2 separate regions of the Homo sapiens genome follow, and region 2 is linked to region 1. The links are chromatin loops, found by intact Hi-C in ENCODE. Cell type or tissue: Caco-2. All regions are shown on one strand. Links, peaks and the distances in the headings refer to the core of each region. The heading gives the core; the rest is flanking DNA.

The links. Hi-C counts contacts between places; a loop is a spot of excess contacts. Peaks named below come from ENCODE experiments on the same cell type or tissue, not always from the same donor. Only the 100,000 strongest peaks of a DNase experiment are listed, where the experiment ranks them.
Region 2: it touches region 1 in a loop (6-fold over the local background); 3 of 110 quality-filtered maps call a loop at or near these places.

What each region holds. Positions count from the first base shown.
Region 1 is chr6:118,967,209-118,970,135 of GRCh38, forward strand. The region is part of intron 14 of FAM184A (family with sequence similarity 184 member A); the gene reads right to left. All of the region lies in intron 1 of LOC124901389 (a long non-coding RNA gene), which reads left to right. Among named protein-coding and RNA genes, the nearest start is that of MCM9, 34 kb to the left of the region's middle. In Caco-2, for the core only: a CTCF peak has its summit at 1,409 (motif pointing right); no DNase peak of the experiment used is centred there.
Region 2 is chr6:119,034,228-119,037,154 of GRCh38, forward strand. The region is part of intron 1 of FAM184A (family with sequence similarity 184 member A); the gene reads right to left. Among named protein-coding and RNA genes, the nearest start is that of MIR548B, 33 kb to the right of the region's middle. In Caco-2, for the core only: no CTCF peak of the experiment used is centred there; a DNase peak (open chromatin) is centred at 1,414; H3K4me3 peaks cover 205 bases.

The sequences.
Region 1 (2,927 bases), core at 279-2,778:
GAGTATTTGGAGAAAAGGTGAGCAGTATCTGGAGATAAGCTCTGCAGAAGAAATTATATGTTGAATGATACTAACCTGACAAATAACAGGTTTGATACTAGAAAGGCAGGCTCACTATTACAAGTGCTTATCACAATACAATACTGTGTGATAACACAAGGCTTGGTAACATATAAAAAGGACAAGAAACAAATACAGATGAAAGCAAAACAAAGGACACACATGTATGACGTCATTTTTTCCTGGTTTATAGAAAAGAAAGTTTAAAAATTCTATATTATCAGCCAATACATACAAACTGAAAAAAAGTTTCATCAGGTAAGAGAAGAATTATGTTCCCTTCTAAGCCTATTCTGTCCTGAATGATATGAGGTGGTAATAGGCCTGAATGCCTTGAACGTTAAAATATAGGCCACTTTTTATAAGCAGGTGACACATCCTGCTGAGTCTAAGAATATAGGATGGGGCAGACTGAAGAGAATACAAATGGAAACTGCTGGCTTAGTTTCAGAAAAAGCACTTTCAATTTTAGAAAATGCAAATACTTAGAACAATTTTAAAAATCTTGTTTTCAGGATATAAAGGATAGAACTTAAAATTTCAATAACATTATTCAATAAAATTATGGTTAATAAAGATTCTTAGAAAAAATTATTCACTCATGAATACTGAGTAACTTGTAGATGATCTATCTTCCAGAAATCAGTTATACATTCCTATTCCCACCCAAAACCCTAGAGAGGTACCTGAATCTCAGTGTATTTGAGTACCATAAAATCCCTCCAAAAACTCAGCCTAAGCTAAAGATTTGGAGATAACATATTAGGCCCTCTATCCAGTCCCCTGGCTAAAGTTCTCAATTAGAGTGTTGGGAGGTATGAAGGTGATGAGGAAGTGAGGAAGTGATTGTCTCAGGATCAGCTAGGACTTCATCAGATCAGTGCGAGGTAAGTTGTACAACAGGGGTGTCCAATCTTTTGGTTTCCCTGGGCCACATTTAAAGAATTGTCTTCGGGCACACAAAATACACTAACACTAATGATAGCTGATGAGCTTAAAAAAAAAACTCAATAAAAAAATCTTATCATGCTTTAAGAAAGTTTACGAATTTGTGTTGGGCCACATTCAAAGCTGTCCTGGGCTGCATATGGCCTGCAGGCCGTGGGTTGAACAACCTTGCTGTACAATGTGTTAAGTTCCACTATCTTTAACTTTTGTTCTTTTGTGACAATAGAGACCAAGTGAAAAATAATGTGATTTGTTAACTCAAATAAAGTGACCTTGCATTTTATCCCAATATGGCAGAGTTAACTCTTAAAGTATTTTATGGGCAAACATTAAGAGTCGAGAAATACTAAACTAGTAAAAGAAATGGCAATTTGGGTTTTATGTTGGAGAAACCACAAGAGGTCACTGGAGCACTTTCTTTTATCATTAAAAGCAAAGTACAAGATTTATGAACTGCTTCCCGCAGCTGAGCAAGAATACTTGGTATAAATGGTAGCTAAACAACTAAATTTAAAGCCTTATTTAAAACTATTATTTCTATTTTTTTGTTAATTGAGAAGTTAAGGTAAAGTGAATCTAAAGCAATCAGTTACAATCTCTGAACCACTTTTTTTTGCATAATAAAGGTCTATCCCTGAATCCAAATTGCAGTGTTTTTATTTAGCTTAAACATCCTTTGCCTACAGAATTATTATCAGTTAATCTTCTCTATAAAATATCTGATATAGTTTGGCTGTGTCTCACCCAAATCTCATCTTGAATTGTAGTCCCCACAATCCCCATGTGTCATGGGAGAAACCTGGTGGGAAGTAATTGAATCATGGGGGCAGTTATCCCCATGCTATTCTCATGACAGTAACTTCTCAAAAGATCTGATGGTTTTATAAGGGAAAATCATTTCCCCCCTTGCTTGGCCCTTCTTCTTCCTGTCACCATGTGAATAAGGATGTGTTTACTTCCCCTTCCGCCATGATTGTAAGTTTCCTGAGGCCTCTCCAGCCATGCTGAACTGTGAGTCAATTAAACCTCTTTCCTTTATAAATTACCCAGTCTCGGGCATGACTTTATTAGCAGCGTGAGAACGGACTAATACAATATTTTTACATCATCAAAAATGTTTAATAAGAAAAACACCTGGATATTAAATAGGAAAATATAATTGATTAAATAGAAAAAACATAATCCATATAAACACAAACAGGAAAGCATTAAAGGAGAGAACAAGTAAGTAATATGATATAGATTTAACTTGCAAATATATTTCATTAATTACTAGTCTTTCAAAATTTTTACAGAAAGAAAACTTGATACTATTCCGATATCCATTTCAAGCCAAGACTAGTCAATATTTTTCTTTTCTTCAGTTGCCGCAGGCAGCTCTCATAACCAGCACTGCTTCTAAAATTTAGTCCAGGTGTGAACAACTGGTGATACAGTTTTGTTTTGTTTTTTAATTATACTTTAAGCTCTGGGATACATGTGCAGAACATGCAGGTTTGTTACACAGGTATACATGGGTTTGCTGCACCCATCAACCCATCATCTACATTAGGTATTTCTCCTCATGCTATCCCTCCCCCTGCCCCCCACCCCGTGACAGGCCCTGGTGTGTGATGTTCCCCTCCCTGGGCCCACATGTTCTCCTTGTTCAACTCCCACTTATGAGTGAGAACATGTGGAGTTTGGTTTTGTTCCTGCATACACAGCTGTTTTTAAGTTGGTTCTTTAATCTTTCTAATCACAAGAAAAAAAAATTGTTTGGGTGTATATATATATAATATATATATATATATTTTTTTTTTTTTGAGATGGAGTTTTGTTCTGTCACCCAGGCTGGAGTGCAATGGCACAATCTCAGTTACCTGCAACCTCCACCTCCCGGGTCCAGGCGATTCTCCTGCCTCAGTCTCCCAAGTAGC
Region 2 (2,927 bases), core at 202-2,701, 67 kb after region 1:
ATGTTAGAAAGAAAAATCCCAAACTCTTTCACCACCAAGCATTTGTATATACATATGCATGAATTTTCTTTTTTCTGAATCATTTGAAAATAAGTTGCAGCTATCAGAACCCATCACTAAATATCTTAGTACATTGTTTCATAAGATCAAAGACAGTAGCATTATTATTCCCAGGAAATTTAACTTAATAGAATATTATCTAACACAGAGCCTATATTTAAATTCACCAAATTATGCCAATAGTGAAATCTACAATAGCTTTTCTTTGTCAATGAAGATCCAGTCAAGGATCCCACATTGTATTGAGTCGTCATATTCTTTGTCTGTTTTAATATATAGTTTTTTTTTTTTTTAAAAAAACCTTTGCTTTTTGTTTTTTTATTTCATCATATTAACATTTTTTAGAGAGCCTAGGCTGGATATTTTCTAGAATGCATATATTTTTATAGTCTTTATTTTATAGGTTTTTAATGTCAAGTTTCTCTTTGTGGAAATCTTACATTGTGGCTTCTCAATCCATCCTACCTACCACTGCTTACAGTATCTAATACATTATCAGGGCACATTTCATCAGTGGGCTTTTCCTATACTACCTTTCCCCCAACCCTATGCTAAACTAGTGTTCTTCTTCTGTAATGTCCGACTCAGTATTAAGAGATAAGAAAAAATATTAGAAAATGAATTTTGTTTACAAAAGGTTTAGTCCCTAAGACAAACCAACGTACTCCTGTGTGGCAAGCCCTTTAGGAGGGCTCGCCTGAGTAATAACAGCTGTCTCTGTGGACCACATGTCCTTTCTTTTCCTGAGTGGAGTTTGTGAGCCAAAGGTCAGAATTAGACTGTTCACAACTACGGAAGGATTTTTTTTAAAAGGCTGTGAGAGTGGAAGAAAAAGCAACTGGCCGGTTAGACATTTAAAGAGGATTTTAACAAAACCTTTTAACCCACTGTAAACCAAAAATAAAATTCCAAGTTCCCCAAAGAACTGAATGGACTCCTCCTCTTGGCCAAGAGCATTCCAAAGTTAACCTGATAAACTAGTTCAGGCTATGATAGGAAGAGGGGGTCACACATACCTCATTATACCCTCCTCCCACTGGAATTCAGGGACAGCTGACAAGAATTAACATTAAAACAATGATTTTAAGACTGATGAACCAGACTTTTTGTAGCAATAAGACACCAAATTCCAGCCAGGTTTACAGGACGCACAGCAAGCCCTGAAAGAAACTGAAGTATTTCACTCCAAAATATATTTATTTGACATATTTTGAAATGGCCCTGCAAAACTGTCTCTTGTGGGGAAAATCTACATTGTGTGGAGAATCCCCCTCCCTTTCCAGGTGTTCTCCCTGATCCGGGAGAGAATTAACTAAGAGTCTGGTATCTTTTTAGGTCTGATAAGAGCTCTGAAGCCTGCCACCTGGAGGCTTCATCTGCATGATAAAACCTTCGTCTCCACAACCTTATCTTAACCCAGACACTCCTAGGTCTTTAGGTAACAACGCTTTTAACCAGCTGCCAAAAAAAATTTTTTTTGAATCCACCTATGACCAGAAACCCCCACCCTGTCACCCTCCTTTCAAGTTGTCGCACCTTTCCCAATGGAACAAACGTACATCTTACGTGTACTGATTTATGTTTTATGCCACCCTAAAATGTATAAAACCAAGCTATAGCCCGACCACCTTGGGCATATGTTCTCAGGATCTCCTGGAGCTATGTCAGGGGACATTGGTCACTCATATTTGGCTCAGAATACATCTTTTCAAATATTTTACAGAGTTTGACTCTTTTCGTTGACACCATATTAATATAAAATATTGAGTCACTTATCTATTTCCTATTAATGACTAGAACAGGATCTACTAGAGAGATGCACTGAAGATCTGGAGTTCAACGTGAATAGAATGGGAACAAATGCTACCTACACAGAATAGTTCAGCCCCATAAATGATTCACGTCTTTTTTTCCCCTCGGTCCAGTGTCTTTTTTTTTTTAACTAGAAAGGAAAATCAAAAGACAAAAGCCATTCTTCGTACATTATGTAATCAAATGAATGTCAGCAACAGATGTGTGTCCAAATGAAACATTTACAAGACAGTTCACAAAAGGAGCTCATTTGGATTTTACTTAAGCCAAGGGCACTATAAAACTCTAATTTTAAAAGAACTTTAAAATCCAATTGCATTGGGAAATTGTCTTTAAAGATATATTTCCTCGCTGTATGATTCTATAATTATTGCTGGGAAATCTTTTGGAAAATATTGATAAAGTCTAATAATGTTGGAGGTATCTTTGTGTATGGTAATGTGGAATACATCTGTTTCCCCAGATTTAACTTGAATTCTCAAACAGCAAGCAGAAGTCCTACTATACAGCTATGATTCAGGATCTGTGCAATGGGATCTGTGCTACCATACTTCAACAACAACAAAAATCAAAACAACAAACATTTTGTGAATGCTCAGTACTTTTTTATATGCATTCTGGCAAAGAAAAGTATGAATGTTCTTAATCTTTCTCAAAATAGACCTGCTCAAAATAAAACATATTTTTATTTTGGCATAAAATATAATGGCAGACAATTTTTAGATAATATATATTAAGTGTCAAGCTGTATAGTACAGAATACTGTGACATGGCATAATAAGTTTTCAGTAGAAAGAACTGGATAAAGATTGCAGTAATTAGAAAGGCATAAAAGGGCAAAGTCAGTTGTCAAGAACTACGAGGAAAGCAACTTCAGTTAAGGCACAAAATGTGAATGATTTTTGTGGTTGGTGTGGCCCAATAATCCTGGACACTGAGAGAATGAGTGCCATGGAATGTCAGTTAAAGTTAAAAACTTCCTAGTTATTAATTTGTCCCTGAAATTTAACTGGAAAAAGTGTCTTTATAGTAATTTTAAGATTTAGAATCTCTGT